Regions from separate parts of the Homo sapiens genome. Here all the other regions are linked to region 2. A link is a loop called in an ENCODE intact Hi-C map of the cell type or tissue named here. Cell type or tissue: mammary epithelial cell. All regions are shown on one strand. Links, peaks and the distances in the headings refer to the core of each region. The heading gives the core; the rest is flanking DNA. Region 1 overlaps LOC100506403 (a long non-coding RNA gene). Region 2 has its middle 150 kb from the start of RUNX1. Region 3 has its middle 90 kb from the start of RUNX1.

Region 1 (5,644 bases), core at 994-3,493, 180 kb before region 2:
CATTTGCAAAAAATGCCAAGAAAAATGTTGAGTTTGTTTTTTTAAATATCCAGAATTAAAAATGTGTGTTGCAGAGAATAACACCCTTTTAAGAATATATTATTAAACAGGATCACGGGAAGGCCTTTAAGGTATTAATGAGTGGATTTCACAGGAAGCAAACCATCATATATGATATAGTTACATTTTACATTTTATATCTTTGGAACTCAACTATAATTGAAGGCACTGATTGCACTTATAAGTGAATATTCTTTCTGCCCTCAATGTGTTTTCTGAGATAGGTGTATTTGTTCCAGTGTACTATATTTGTTGATTTTATTAAAGATTCTATTATAATAAAATTTAAATATTCACATTTCTGTATATAAAATGAAAGTGTAATATTTATTATATAATTATAATAAAACAAAAACAAACCAACACTGAAAGGATGGGGATCCACAATTTTACTTTCTTATTGTTCTAGCCTGTTAGGAAGTCTGTTGTTTATAAATTGTGGTTTCTGAAATAACCCTCATTTTTTTGCTACCACTCTGAAGTTCAGTGTTAATTTTTTAGCATCAGCTGTCATCCTTCCCATCACAGTCACCACTGGTAGTTATAAAGCAATTTCAGTTCTATCCATTAGCCAAGAAAAGAGATACTTATTCATAAAATACTTGGAAATTGTCAGAAAAATACAGAAATGGGCAGCATTGAGAGTGGATCGGTACTGGAATCCGTGCTATGAGTAAAGAAATTTGAAGTTAGAAGCATGTGTTAGAGAAATCTGTGGAGGACAACGAAAAAAATTAAAAATAGAACTACCAGTGGAAGCAATCCCACTTCTGGGTATTTATCCAAAATCATCAAAATCAAGACCTCAGAGAGATATTTGCTCTCCCGTGTTCATTGCATCACTACTCACAATAGCCAAGGTATAGAGATAACCTAAATGTCCATTGCTGAAAGAGTGGAAGGAAGCCGGGCGTGGTGGCTCATGCCTGTAATTCCAGAACTTTGGGAGGTCGAGATGGGTGGATCACCTGAGGTCAGGAGTTTGAGACTAGCCTGGCCAACATGGTGAAACCTCATCTCTACTAAAAATACAAAGATTAGCTGGATGTGGTGGTGTGCACTTGTAGTTTCAGCTACTTAGGAGGCTGAGGCAGGAGAATTGCTTGAACCCAGTAGGCAGAGGTTTCAGTGAGCCGAGATCATACCACTACTCTCCAGCCTGGGTTGACAGAGTGAGGCTCTATCTCACAAAAAAAAAAAAAAAAATGGATAAAGAAAATATGGTATATTCATACAATAGAATATTATTCAGCCTGAACAAAAAAGGAAACCATGAAATATGCAGCAGAATGGATGAACCTGGATGACACTGTGTTTAGTGAAATAAGCCAGTTACAGAAAGACAAATGTAGCATGAGGCATCTAAAATAGTCAAACTCACAGGAGCGAGAGTAGAAAGGTGGTTGCCGGGGGTTGAGAGTGGGAGGAAATTGATGTGTTGCTATTCAAAGGGCATAAAGTTGCAGTTAGGCAAGACGAGCAAGTTCTATAGATCTGCGGTACAACGTTGTACCTATAGATAACAATACTGTGTTGTACACTTAGACATTTCTTAAGTGGGCAGATCTCATGTTAAGTGTTCTTACCATAATTTTTTTAAAAAGTGATATGGAGGACCCAAAATACATCAGGCACTGCTTGTCTGTAAGCCACTGGAGAATGCCGTTGGCCTGTTTTCTGTCTTTAGTCCCAGCAGTAACCCCTCTATCATAGACATCATTTACCATGAAAAATGTGAACCCTAGAGAGAGTAAGTACTTTGCCCCAACTTATGCAACTGGAAGCATTAGACTTCATATTAGAGCTAATGATGAGGTCATCCCTGGGTGTGAAGGGTAGTGAGATCCTCCATCCTTGGGGGATGGTTAACCATCTACATCTTCTGTCCCATCTTCCAAAGCCAGAAAGAATCCATGGCTTAGGGATTCTCTGGTCAAAGGCTGACTTCACTGAAAAAGAAGAAGATTCAGATCAGTCTGTGCTGGGTGAAGTGACTCCAGAAATATGACGCAACTTATGCATTATGGGGAGCACACACCAAGGGGCCAGGCATCCAGGAGTGCCAAGACACTGTCCAGGCAGAAGATGAGCTTTCCCTTACATGGCTAGGTATGAATCAGACTCCAGCAATCCAGGCAGCTGTAACAGGAAGGCAAGTCTTCCTCCAATTCTGAAATAATTAGTAGTCACCATTAGGAATGTTGAGGCCAGTTAGTGTGTTCCTGTCTTCTAGACTTATCTACAGGGATCAGAAACATAGCCCTGACTGAATGGACCTCTGTCAACAGTGTAAAAGTCCTCTCTCATTCCTTGTCTAAATAGGCCTAATTCTTAGAGATCCCATAGATATCATAAAACTTATCTTTTCTAATAGGCAAGAGGAATATCACAATGCTAATTGCCTCTTTAAAAAAAAAGAAGTTCTGATTTGAAACCTGATAAACCTCTCAAGTAATGATTGGGTCATGTTTACCTAATTCTTATGCATCGGTGAGTGTCTAAAAGAAATCATTATTAAACCTAGCTTGCTGACTGCTTTCACTAAGTGTTAAATAATAAATAATGCATTTCTACTTCAATTAATCTACTTAGACATCTCACAGGCCAAATGCCTTGGTGGAGATGTTCTAATCTACAGAATCAATCCCCGGCATGACTCTGCCTCTTGACATTTGGAGCTCCCTAACACAGAGCTCTTAATTCCATATACAAGGTAAATGGATAATTTAGATGACCGAGTTCTGCCATTGTGCTCAGACTGATAAATAAGAGAAGGCACTGTAATGACAACTTGCAAATCTACTCAAGGCAAAATTTGGAATGAATCTTCACTCCCATCCATATGAGGCAATTTTTTCTTAATTTCATATGCTTGTACATTTTTCACCTTAACATGAAGGTGTGCGTGTGTGTCTAAGACTTTTGTAGAAGTGCTACGCATATTGTTTCCTTACTATGGGGTTTATTAAATGATCCAAATTCTAGTCTTATTAGGACTGCTTAAAAAGTATTAGCAGAAAGTCTGAGTATTCAAGATAACAAAAAAGTGTTTATGTAATATTAACTGTTATTTTGATATTTCCTTCTGATTCTCGTCTATGTAAATAAATATCTTATACAGTTGAAACCATAGTATACATGTCATTTTCTAACACTTTTTGATAATCATTATGTTGAAAGTGTTTCCATGTGACAGGAGCTTTAATAATTATAAATGTTAATATTAAGAATAATACCATGACTCATCTAAAAATGTACAGTGATTTAACACTCTTATTAATTTTGGAAGTTTCATTTGCTTCTCTATTTTTGTTATTAATTTCATAAATAATACTGACGTGAACATCTTTGTGCATAGAGGTTTTCTTTTTTCCTTTCTTTTGAGGTCAATGGTCTAAAGACATATAGTACAATTGCCACATGTAAATATATAGATTCACTCGATGCTTCCCAGGATTAGACATGATCACTGTGCAAAATATGTGATAATACAATAAACAGAAAGTTACTGTTTTTTTAAATGCATACTTTTAATTAATAGTGAGATTGAGACTTTTCCATTTCTGTGTTCACTAATTCTATGTTATCTTCTGCTTCTGCATATCATTAGGCTATGTATCTGTTGGCATCACTGCTTTATCATTTTAGGAGATTTCATCAAAATTTTGCAGGATTTGTAACCACATATAAGAGGAGTGGAGGATTAAAGGCAATCAATCAAAAGTATGGGTAATTGGTGTGCATTTCATATGCTGCTAATCTCAAGGAGTTAAAAACACACATCCTTTTAAAAATAGGAGCTAGAAAGTCCCCTGGAGGCAACATCTTTCTTCATTTGTTCCATACTTTGCATAGCATACTTCCTGGAGGACCCCTTTGTAAATTGTTGTGCCGTTGACTCAGATACTTTTTTCCAAGTTATCTCTGCTCACCCAGAGTACCCACCCTCGCCAAATATCGCACTCATTGTCATGCTTGAGAATGTCATCCATCACTTCTTGGTGGAGTTTGTAGGCCCTTGTTTATGCTGTGTCTTGTTCTGCCTACACCTCTGTTGTGGCTCCCCTCACCTTGTAATGACTTATTTATGCTTCAGTTTGTGCAACGGGCTGCGAGCCACTGTGAGAGCACAGGGGGTGGGGGGCTGTGCATTTTCATCTCCATGTCCTCAGTATACAGAATGGTGCCAGGAAGGGACTGAGTGCTCCATAAGTGCATGGAGGTACTCAACTCAGGCTTTCAGGTGCTCAATAAATGATTGTGGGTGATAAATGAATGGAATTAAATTGAGGGATTAATTTTTATATCAGTATGCTATATTGATATGTAATCCATATATTAAAAGCACAATTTTTATATTAATAGTTAATATAATTATATAAATTATATAATTAAGTATAATATATAATTATACAATGCAATTTATAATTTATATATGATATCAAAATGGTATATTGATATGTATTCAATATATTAAAAGCCCATTTTTATATGAATATTTAATACAATTAATCATATAAATTATATAGTTAATTATAATATATGCTTATATAAATATATAAGATAAATAATAATTATTACATAATTATTAATTATATAAATTATATGAATCCTATCACATTGTCTTCTTCCTAGGGTCTAAATCAACGTCTGGTTATGAAGGGCCTAGAGCCAGATAGGAGCTTCTTACAGCTTTTGGCAGTTTCTGGTGGAGGCCAGCTCTCCTTGTCATCTACCTTGGCCTGAGAAGCCTGTTCCCCTCTGCAGAGGATGAGCTCAGGGCTACACCTTTCCTTCCAGGCTCTCATGGTGTGGTCCAGGCTCCATTTCTTTCTCTTTGAACCTCACTTCAACATGATTAGAGTGACTGAAGGTAAAGAAATAGGAACTGTTTTACCGTAAATAAATTAGTCCCTGCTACACTTTTTCTCTGTGTTGTTTCATCACATGTACTCACCTCAAAGGTCTTTTCAGCCCTTCACACCCCTGTGAGTTGCATTAAGCAATGTCACAGTGCTGCAAAACGCTTAGAAATATGTGTGTGCGTCACACAGAACTGTCCAGCCTTCAGAAGGAAAGGACCGAACATCTTTGTGCGTCTCCCTGTGGGAAAACAAAGATAGAAACTCAAATGGGCTCATTCTTTGCCTACATAAATATGTTTATCAGATGCAATTAGACAGCAGAGAGAATGGAGTCCAGTGTGTTGGTGGAAAAGCTGAGAAAAGTCCATGAGGTTTTTGAAGACTGAGGTTTTCCATTTTGTTGTTCAGAGAAAACTAGATTGGATGCCTTGAAAGAAATTAAGATATTCTAGTTTACACTTTTCTTTGATATCATGAATTTTGATAGAACAATTGTTCTTGGACAAGGTTTTTCTTAACAGGCAATCTAAAAATTTCCCAGTGGGGCCTTTACTTAAATGAAGGAGATTTGAAGAGCAAAAACATAGCTATAACTGATTTTCAAAATTATATAACTATAGGATTTAGAACCATTCAGCCTTCTGAAACGCTTACAGTCATGATCTAAGGGCGTGACTATGACTTTGATAGGGAGGTAAATAACAAAGCCAGTGTTGTCC
Region 2 (5,644 bases), core at 2,131-4,630:
AGACAGCTAAGAGTTCAATATTGTGAAACAGAATATGCAAGGCAGAGAGGCGGTAAAAAAAGATGTTGCACAAACAAGCAGGGACTAACTCACATCTTTGTCAGAATGTCACTTTCTTACTGATTTCTTCCCTGACTACCCTATGTAAAATGAACCCCTCCTCCAGCATTCCCTAGAATCCTGCCCTGCTTTGTTTTTCTTTGTCACCTTGTACACAAGTCACCTTCTAAAAATAAGTATAAATATACATGTATGTATACAAATGTACATATACATGTGTGTGCATGTCATACAAACACACACACATGCATGAGTTATTTTGTTTATTATCTGTCTCCTCTCAGTAGAATGGAAGCTCTACCAGAACAGGGATTCTGTTCACTGCTATTTCCTTAGCACCTAAATCAATGCCTGGCACACAGTAAGTGCTCAATAAAAACAGGTTGAACTGAATAAATGACTGCATAGCCTCCTCCGGCAGGCAAGAAAGGTGAGCTCATTCTTTGGTCAGAAGAAACTTGAAAAATCCTAAGCAAGGGAAGATGTGATCATATTTTCCTGTTCTAGAGGCATTGTTCACGGTGGACCGTCATGGAGTCCTTTCAATGATTTGAGCTAGCTGCATGAGGGCCAGACCCAGAGAGTGAGAGAACTGGGAACAGCTGGCAGAACTGGATGGCAGATTGGAGGGGACATAGGGAGAGTGGGCAGGTAGGATTCCCTCAGGTGTCTGGCTTGAGCAAACAAGTGTTATTCATGGAGAAAGGATAGGAACATGCGTCAGTGAAGCCAAGAAAACTTTTAAAAAATAATGCTTTTATTCCAAGGAGGGTGAAAGATATCATAGATGCTCAATAGCTAATGACTGATTGATTGAAAATGTAAGGAAAGAAATGGTCTGGTAGAATCCTATTAATTATTAAATCTATAGCTTTCTGAATTACCTGTGGCCTAAGAAAGGTGATGAGACTTGGGAAATGTCTTATGTAAAAGAAATGGGAAGGATTCACTGAAAAAAAAATCTGTGAAGAGCAAATAACTTTTTGAAAGACAGCATTTCACTTCACATTATTGTTATTTGCTTTAACGGGGAATCCTGTGCAAGCGCAAAACTTGTCTTCTCAGCTTTGAGTACTGCATTCTGTCCCTGTGGACTGGCATCCACAGGAGAAGCTAAAGAACCTGTAAAGGGCTGGGTATGGTGGTTCAAATCTGTAATCCCAGCCCTTGGGGAGGCTGAGGCAGGAGGATCGCTTAAACCCAGAAGTTTGAGATGAATCTGGGCAACATAATTAGACCCCACCTCTACAAAAAATATTAAAAATGTTAGAAGGCATGGTGGTGCACAGCTGTAGTCCCAGCTACTCAGAAGCTGAGGCAAAAGGATTGCTTGAGCCCTGGAGGTCAGTGCTGCAGTGAGCTATGATCGTGGCACTGCACTCCAATCTGGGCAACACAGTGAGACCCCATATCTGCAAAAAAATTAAAAAATTATTTTGGCATAGTGGCATGCACCTATAGTCCCAACTACTCAGAAGGTTGAGCCAGGATGATTGCTTGAACCTCGGAAGTTGAGGCTACAGTAAGCTTTGATTTCATCACTGCACTCCAGCCTGGGTGACAGAATGTGCACAGAAGTAAAACTCAGTGAATTTCCATCAGAATTCCTGGAACTCCTTTAGGGGCAGATGTGGCATTGAAGAGTCACCAAACCTGCATTACTACCCAGCTACAATAAATTTGCTGAGCAGCTTTCATAAGTAAACCCATGGACAAGCTATCATCTCCCTGACCTGGTTTGTGTGAAATTGCTGGTTAGGTTGCTGAGTTGCTTCCAGTTTTTGAAGAGGGGTGGTGTCCCTCAAAGTCATGCATTTGGTGTGGCTGGATGAAGCGTCCTCCCAAACACTGAGATCCAATAGCCCTAGACAATGGCAGGCCTGGCAGCCCGCCCTGGACTGGACTGGCAAATGCTGATGGGACGAGCCTTGCATGTGGCATTATCGGTGGATGAGCCTTCTCAGAGCCTGTTGTTTGGAGCAAAAGAGAGTATGGACATTTCAGCCTTTACTGTAACATGAGAATAAGAACACCCATTGTGCACTGCATTTATGAATTAAATGTCATCAGACCGTCTAGTGCTTAGCACAATACTGAATAGGAGGATGCAGTCAATGATTGTTAGTTTCACAGTCCTTGGGGTGTTCGACCCTCTCTCTTCACATCAGGGATGCTGAAATGTGTACATGTGCTAAAAGAGATATGTAGGAATAAGTTCTTAAGTGAAGAAAGTAGAAAAAATGGGAAAGTACCATGCTGAACATGAAGGTCACTGAGTTTCATGAAATGACTTGGTCAATTTTCTACATTTAGGTCTTTAGCTGAAATGTACAAACAACTGTAAACCAATTCAACATTTGTATGATACATATGTGTGTGTGTGTGTGTGTGTGTGTGTGTGTGTGTTCTATGACTGTTGATATTTTGAAAAAAGTGTTTTGTTGTGGGTGGTTCTTTTTCTTTAAGCTGTGCTTTTAGAAGTTTACTATGTTCTTAAATATATCTTTTACATGTAAGTGAAATCTTTGTTTCCTAAAAAAAGAAAAAAACACATCCTTGATTTTGCAATGGAAATCAGTGAAGCAACTGGCTATCAGAAATTCACTTTATAATATTTGAGAAGCTCCAAATTTAGTGGGAAGTACCACTAAACCAAACATATCAATATCTAGTGTCACTTTCACTTTTCTCTCAAGGCAACTTTGGCAAGACTCAATATTTTGAAACAACCCGTACATATGAATCCCCATTTGTAGTTTGTTTGTTTTTTTAAACTATCTTATTTTGAGTTAATTAATTTACCCCTTCCAAAGCCTATCTTCCCTCCCATCAGTTTCTCCAGGTTGTTTTCTTCTATGTTATTTTTCCTTTGTATTATAATTTGCCTTGTATAAGTCAATTCAACATCACACATCAAACACTAGCTATGTGTTTGTGTACTATGTGTTGTCACATCACATAAATTTAGAATCCGCTGAGATCAGAACAACATTTTATTCCTTTCTTTTCTTCCTTCCTCCAATTCCCAAAGTAGAGAATTCAGAAGAGTGGTGCTTGCCAGCAATTTTTGATGAGAGATCAAGCTGTTGGGGAATGTTCTTCTCCTCTTATTTCATTCCATTTGAATCTATGACTGTTGAAGTTTTCCACGTTCTTATACTGACTCAACAAATGTCCCCAGGGGTATTTCCATCTTCTAAGCATTAGTTCACTTTCTTTGCTTATTTACTCCCAGTTGCTTCGTGAACTGAGCCAGGATATCAGTGATTAATGACTCAGTACTATTTCAGGAATCCCCTGCATTTTCCATATGCTGACTCACCTACAGTTTTCTATGTTCACCTGTTGGGAGCATGGCTGTGGCATAGGACATGTGGCTTTGGATGGCCAGAAGGCCCTGAAAACTTATATGCAATTGCAAAACTGCCATCCGAACAAAGCCCTTTTGCCTGTTTTTCTTTGGCACTTTTCTTCCCTTGAGCAAGTTCCTTGAGAATAGAGATGGATTTGTCTTAGTCATCTTTGAATCAGCAATGGCTACCTTAGTACTTAGGGTTGCAATAAAATATCTGTACTCAATAACTATTCATTGAATGATGGAGTAATGTAATCTTGAGGAGTCTCAAAGACAGTTAATTTATGTTTGGTGAATTGTAATGGTTGTAAACGTGGAAGAACCATTTTAAGAAGATAAAGGCTTAGGCCAATATCCAGGAATAACTTAAATGCCTAAAGTCTTGGAGTTACTTAGAAAGAATGGTATGATGAGAAAACCATAAAAGGACCAAAAAAGAGTCAAAGCAGTTGAATGAAACCTGCCAAAGGTTTTATTACCATGCAGCCTTATTGGTGTTGATTCTCTTAAGCTGGTCTTTCCTGCAAAACACATCCCTTGTTTTTGTCTGTCTTTAGCACTAAACCCAACTCTTTTGTTCATACTAACCCCTTTCTTCAAATATATGACATGAATTACACGAAGTAAGTATGCACGATGTGTTAGGGATCCCCACAGCCATTCTCAGATTCAATGACTCACTAGAAAGACTTACAGGACTCAGCATATGGTCATATTCACAGCTACAGTGTATTATAATGAAAAGATACCAAAGGAGATGATCAAAGTGAAAAGGCACATGAGTTCAAGTCCAGAGGAAACAAGAAACCAGCTTCTATGAGTCCTCTCTCCCAGCGCAGTCGTACAGGACATGCTTAATTCCTTTAGCATTGAATTGTGACACATGTTGTCTACCAGGGAAGCTTGTTAGAGATTCAGTATCCAGAGTTTTTATTTGGGGCTTATCACATAGGCACTCTTCCCCTAACACACACCAACATTCCAGACTCTCCAAGAAAAGCAGGTGTTCAGCATAAGTCCCATTGTGTTTATAAACACTTCAGGTATGGTAAACCAACTTTATCAATTAGTTAAAGCTTATCAATTAATTAAGCCACTCTCTAGTGGTGGAAACATTACTGAAATCCCAATTTTCAGATGTGAACCAGGGACCAACCTTGCAAGTAGGTGTTCATCAGGCTAGCAGTCTCAGGACTGCTATATTTACTGTACAGTGTACACCAAGCTCATCATCTTTCCCTATCTTGGAATATTCCACCCTCTCAATCCCAGCTCTGTGCTTTGCTGATTTTATCATTCAAACTTGAACACAAACAGTGTCTCCTAAAGAAGCCCTAGCTGGCCGTACTATTGAATGTAGCTCCTATACCAAGTCACTCTCTACCATTGTCCAGCCCCTTTTGAATTTCATCTGTATGTTCCATGTTGGAAGGGATATTTGTTTTGTTACTTTCTCTACGCTCTGGACCCAGAAGAGTATCTGACCCTTACACAGGAGTTCAATAAATATTTCTAAAATTAATTGAATGACTTAGCCCTGTCAGAAGTCCTTTTGTTCATTTATGTGCTGACTTTTATGTTGTCAGGATACTTGGCACCCTGGAATGTGATCTCTGCTAAGTTGGACTTCTCGTATCTTGTTTTCTGCTGTATCTCTAGCAGCTGGAAGAGCGCTGAGCACATAGAAAGCTCTCCTCGAATACTTACGGAGGCTGCATAATTTATAAGGAAAAGAGGTTTATTTGTTTTACAGTTCTGCAGGCTGTACAAGAAGCATGACACCAACATCTACTTCTGATAAGAGCTTCAGGAATCTTCCACTCACTGGGGAAGGTGAAGAGGAGCAGGCTTGTGCAAGTCACATGGTGAGAGAAGAAGCAAGAGAGAGGGGAGGGAGGTGCCAAGGTCTTTTAACAACCGGCTAGGGGGTGAACTCTTGAGGGAACAAATAGAGTGAACACTCACTCACTACTGCAAGGACAGCACCAAGCCATTCATGAGGGACCCACCTCCATAACCCAAACACCTCCTACTAGACCCCACATCTAACAACAGGGATCAAATTTCAACATGAGGCTTAGAGGGGACAGATATCCAAATTATGCAAGCCAGTTATTATTCCGTACATTCTGATCTGTTTGTGGGAGAGATGGAACTGTATTTCTTCATAATTTCCTTCCAAAAGTATTGATAGAATACAGACTTTGTTTAGTCCATGTACCACAGTAG
Region 3 (5,644 bases), core at 1,812-4,311, 59 kb after region 2:
CTGCTAGACCATAAGCAGCATGAGGCCAGGCACAATACATTTCATGTCCCCAGATCCTAAGACAGTATATTCCCCAGGGATTTTTTAATAAATGAAGGCATGACTCTGTGAATTATTGGGGCCAGTCAAAGTCCAAGGCTCATCCCTGAGTGAGGCCATCAGGGATGAGCCTCCTGTGGCCAGGAGCGGTGGCTGACGCCTGTAATCCCAGCACTTTGGGAGGCCGAGGCTGGCAGATCACTTGAGGTCAGGAGTTCAAGACCAGCCTGGCCAACATGGTGAAACCCCGTCTCTACTAAAAATACAAAAATTAGATGGGTGTGGCAGCAGGCACCTGTAATCCTAGCTACTCAGAAGGCTGAGGCAGGAGAATTGCTGGAACCCAGGAGGCGGAGGTTGCGGTGAGCCAAGATCGCGCCAGTGCACTCCAGCCTGGGCAACAGAGTGAGATTCCGTCAAAAAAAAAAAAAAAAATTGGTGTGTGTGATGCTGGCTTTGACTTCAGTCACTGGGGTGTATGGGAGGTAGGTATGGGACTGGAGCAGTCAGCATTTTAGTTGACTTGACTAAATTATAAGTGTAGATAAGACAGTTCCCTTTGCAGCTGAGAGCCCGTTATGGGATAGTATGCATTACCTCATTCATTATGGCCAAAACTCTGAGAAGCAGGTGTGCTTGGCCCCATTTTGCATAATCCCAGCCTCAGCGAGGTTGAGTAACTAGTACAAGATCACACAGCTAAGGTTTTAACCAGGTGGTTATGTTTCTTTCTGTAACGTCACACAATCTTCCTGTAATATGAACTTGGGTCTATTTCCCTATACCGTTCTCCTTGATCATAAATAAGTCGGCTGCATGAAAGACAAAATGGTCCAGTGTTTGCAGAAGGATACGGTCAAAATACTTAACAGCTCACATGCCACAGCCTCAGCAGTAGGGACAAATGCTGATTATAAAACCCCTAGTTCATTCCACTGAGATTCCAGATAACATACAGGACCTCCATGCACTTTGAATTTCAGATGAACAACAAATAATTATTTTAGTATAAGCAATACAAAGAACATACTTATACCAAAAGAAAGTTTATGCGTTGGGTTGGAAGGCCTGAGCTTCTGATCTGACATCAGACACGTCAGAACAGCACCACTGGGAACAGGTCACTCAAACTTGCTAAGTCTCGGGGGTTGATTTCTGGTGAAAATGTAAGAGCTTAACCGGGCAATGCTGACTTAGAATCAGTGCTTAAAAATGATTTGTTTTCTGCCTGGCGCGGTGGCTCACGCCTGGAATCCCAGCACTTTGGGAGGCCAAGGCAGGCAGATCATGAGGTCAGGAGATCAAAACCATCCTGGCTAATATGGTGAAACCCCATCTCTACTAAAAAATACAAAAAAATTAGTTGGGTGTGGTGGTGGGCGCTGTAGTCCCAGCTACTTGGGAGGCTGAGGCAGGAGAATGGCGTGAACCTGGTAGGCGGAGTTTGCAGTGAGCCGAGATCGCACCACTGCACTCCAGCCTGGGTGACAGAGTGAGACTCCATTTCAAAAAAAAAAAAAAAAAAAAAGATTTGTTTTCTTTTCAAAGCCTGAACAGTTGTGGTTGGGGCAAGAATCTCAACTCTAGTCTAATCTATGTCCTGCATCCTATTGTGATTTCTGTGCAGGCTGTTATGACATAATTTTTATGATTAATGAATTTATATCCCTAGCAAATTCCCTACCCTTTTAGCTGAAGGGCAAAACAATGCAAGTTTGAAAAACTGTTAAGATAAAACAGCAGCATTACTAACATATACATTTATGTTAAAACACATCAGCACTGATCCATCATCATAATATATTAGTATACTATGTATAATATCATATTCATCATTTAATAGTGAATGCATATTAAAGCCATCCAAATGCCCAAAATGAGTTTTCCCTAGATTGTGGGCCTAATGGCTAATTTTTCTTTTCTTCACACATATCTACATTCTAACTTTTCTGTAGTGAGCATGTGTGGCTTTAATAATTTTAAAAAAGAGAGAAAGAAATTACTTTTATACTTTAGTCACCAACTAAGAACTTGACAGTCTATGAGGTCAGAAAGGCAGACGTGAAGGGCAATAAGGCTAAGCAACAAAGCTTCTTCCAGAGGAGCAGATATATTTATGGAAAAATGCAGCAATTCAACTCAGAGTGAAAATGCAACGACCATCACTAGAGAGTGGAAATAATCAGTCAACGAACCCAGGTTTTGTCTACATGACATAAATAACTCTTGGGGGTGGGTTGCTTTTTTTTTTTTTTTCCGTTCCATTGGCCAATTTAGGCATACTGTGAACAGAGAATTTGATTAAGCTCCAATGTAGTGTAAGGTATGGCTTAAAATTTGTTGTTAATATCCTTGAACCCTCACCTGTCCATAGCACCCACAGGAGCAAAAAGCACCACCTTCATTACTGCCCACATCCTTCCCAACTGCACTCTGTGTTCGTGGATCTGACCTAATGGGTGAAACACTGGGGTGTTTTCTCTATTAGAGCAATGTCATGAGGCAAGGGTGTGCTGTCTGCCCCTTGAGAACATTTGTTTGTAAAGGGGTTAGAGTTTTTAATATATATGCAAAGAATGATAATGAAATGTGTCTGGCCTGAACATAATCAAGCAAGATTCCATCGAGTTTCAACAATCCAGCGCGCCAGGGTTGAAGACATTTTTACCGTAACTCGTATTTTCAGCCCTGTGAAGTTGCCGCCCACACAGGAAATGACTTGGAACAGGTGGTCCTCAGAGCTTGCTGGTCTTGTCTGGCTCCGTGGGTAATGCTTGTGGGCTCCTGAGTCACTGAATAATTATGAGCCTGAACAAAAGGCTCTCAGATAAGCCCTCAGTCAAGACACAGGGAAAGGCAAGGTGCAGAAGATGACTGTCTGAGCGTGCTAACTGTTCAGAGCGAGTTGATGAATGAGGCTCTGGAGGAAACAATGCCTCCTTGGTTTTGCTCTTCTTGGCTCCCCTGGCACCTGGTGGCAGAAGGACGAGAAAGCACAGGTGAGGGGAGTGTCGTTGCACACCTTGGCTTTTAATGAACTTAAATGCATTAGAAAACACCCTACTTAGAAACAGTCCTCCCAGAGACAATGAGCTCTTATTTCTGCACTGTGTGCCCAGTGCTGTGCATGTAGAGGCTGTATCTCTTCTCATCCTTTCCCAGGATGGGAAGTGGTGATATAATCTTTCCCATTTCACAGAGGAAGGAACTGAGGCGCAGGAGCTCACATACTTAGCTTTATCTTTCATGAGGGGAAATGGATGGGGTTATGGGCTCAATTATGTCCTCCTATACACACACACACACACACACACACACACACACATCTGTGTATGTGTATAGAAGTCCTAACCCCCAGTTTCATGGAAAGTATCCTTATTTGGAAATAGGGCCATTGCAGGTGTAATGAGTTAAGATGAAGTCACATTGGAGTAAGGTGGGTCTCTAATCCAATGTGATAGTTGTCCTTATTTAAAAAAACAAAATGCCTTGTGCAGACAGGGAGAGGGCCATGTGCAGACAGAGAATTCGAATAATACATCTACAAGTCAAGGAGTGCCCAGTACTGCTACTGGCAACCACCAGAAGCTATGAGAGAGATGAGGAAGAAGCCTCTTTTACAGTTTTCAGAGGGAGCATGGCCCTCCGACACCTTGATTTCTGACTTCTAGCCTCCAGAACTGTGAGACAATAAATTTCTGTTATTTTAAGTCACCCAATTTGTGGTACTTTGTTATGGCAGCTCCAGAAAACTAATAGAGATGAGAACTCACATGTATTGGGGGCCTGGTATGTCAATGTTAATAGAACCTAAAATAAATAAATAAATAAATAAATAAATAAACAAACAAACTTCATCAGCTACAAGTAAGAAGGAATTACTAACGTGAGTATGTGATTCAAATGAAAATAATGTGAGTGGATAATGTATGGCCGAGAGGGTATAAGAGTTAGTGGTTCTGTTAAAAAGCACAGAAATGAGAAAGAAAGGGGTCCGTGTGCAAATTCTAGAATACACCTCTTGATGGGGGTGAATTAGACCCTACTTTAGGGGAAAAAAAAATACAGGTGAACTCCTGCCACCTCTATCCAACTGCAAAGTTAGAGCCACAGTGTCTACAAAACCACCTTCACTTCTGACATCAATTTCAAGTTCAGGGGGCTCTCAAAAACACACTCAGTGTCAATAAGTCACTAGAAGGAGCACAGGACTCACTAAAGCTATTCACTGGTGATTGCAGTTTATTACCGGGAAGAATGCAGCTAACATCAGCTAAGGAAAGAAGCACATAGAGCGGAACCCAGAGAGTACCAAAGGCAGGGCTTCCATCGTCCTCTCCCTGTGAATAACAACAGCATCACTTTTCCAGCATGCTGTGCAACAACACACCACGCAGGGAAACCCACCCGAGCCTTTGCATCCAGGGGCTCCGCTGGGGTCTTATCACCACCTAGGCATGGCTGGCTGCCCAGGTAACTGGGCTCAGTTCCCAGCCCCTCAGACCAAGCTGAGACCACATGACCTAAAGCCCCCATCTTCACTAAGGCTTGTTGATGTGACCCAAGGCCCCACCCAAAATCACCTTGTCACTATCTGGCTGGTCCAAGGCCTGCAGGCAAACAAAGCCACTCCTATCAGACATGACATTCCAAAGGCACAGATCACTTCCCAGAAGCTGAGAGCAAAAGGCCAGGCCTTTCTCTGAGCATATTTAGATTCTTTACTTCACCTTAGGTTACATACAGTCCTCTGTTTTTCCATCTGACCCAACCCTGATAAACAGCTCCACAACCCCAACTCTGGGAGCAACCTTTCCTCCCGGTAGAGGCTTGGAATGAGAAGGGATATCTCTCTCACCTTCCCACAGGCTCCCTTGTGTGTCTAGAGCAAAGTCTTCTCCAAGCCTCTCACAGGAAGGAGTCTTTGTGCAGCTGGGTCTTCCAATGTCCAGTTTGCCTGTGCTCACCAGGCTGGCTGTGTCTAGGAACAATAAGAGGCTCAGCCCAGGAAAAGCAAGAAAAACCTAGTTTTGCTTTGGTCAGCAGGGATGGATATGGGACAGTAGAGATGAGGGTCTTTGAAAAGGTGAGAAGACAGCACCCTGGCAGCAGCAGGACCCCAGGATGAAGGCCAGAGCCACTGAGCCAGCAGCTATCCCTGTACCAGAGACGCTGATGGATGAGGGTCCTCCCACAGCCCAAGTGGGGGTGGGGGAGGTACTTCTCTTCCTTGTGATTCTGTTTTTTATGCCAAAATACGGTGCGTGTGACCCTTTTCAGAAGCTGCCTTCCATAACCAAATTAACCAAAAGGAGCAGCAGATAACATTTATGTATTCTTCCTCCTGATTCTAGAATCAGTGACTGTTCCCTTTTCTGAAAGTTCAGAGTGTTTTTGGAAAGCAGCTGCTTCTCTTCTGCCCATAAGAGCATTCATGCATCTGTCTAATTTCTTACATTTTACCACCAAACAGTATAAGTTATTTCCACATTTTCATGCAGCATGCAAAACCATTTAAAATATTTTTACAATGCAGACAAAAATTAGTGTGAGGGAACAAGTTGCCTGAGCAATACTCTGTCCCAGCTGCTGCGTGAAAAGGGTC

Evidence for each region. Peaks named below come from ENCODE experiments on the same cell type or tissue, not always from the same donor. Only the 100,000 strongest peaks of a DNase experiment are listed, where the experiment ranks them.
Region 1: it touches region 2 in a loop (8-fold over the local background); 4 of 110 quality-filtered maps call a loop at or near these places.
Region 3: it touches region 2 in a loop (7-fold over the local background); 6 of 110 quality-filtered maps call a loop at or near these places.

What each region holds. Positions count from the first base shown.
Region 1 is chr21:35,371,845-35,377,488 of GRCh38, reverse strand. LOC100506403 (a long non-coding RNA gene) reads left to right here. Exons shown (of 3, transcript NR_073512.1): 3 at 4,696-4,982. Among named protein-coding and RNA genes, the nearest start is that of RUNX1, 330 kb to the right of the region's middle. In mammary epithelial cell, for the core only: no CTCF peak of the experiment used is centred there; a DNase peak (open chromatin) is centred at 2,168; H3K27ac peaks cover 1,337 bases.
Region 2 is chr21:35,195,856-35,201,499 of GRCh38, reverse strand. No RefSeq gene overlaps it. Among named protein-coding and RNA genes, the nearest start is that of RUNX1, 150 kb to the right of the region's middle. In mammary epithelial cell, for the core only: no CTCF peak of the experiment used is centred there; a DNase peak (open chromatin) is centred at 3,339; H3K27ac peaks cover 2,500 bases.
Region 3 is chr21:35,136,103-35,141,746 of GRCh38, reverse strand. No RefSeq gene overlaps it. Among named protein-coding and RNA genes, the nearest start is that of RUNX1, 90 kb to the right of the region's middle. In mammary epithelial cell, for the core only: a CTCF peak has its summit at 3,011 (motif pointing left); a DNase peak (open chromatin) is centred at 2,876; H3K27ac peaks cover 2,500 bases.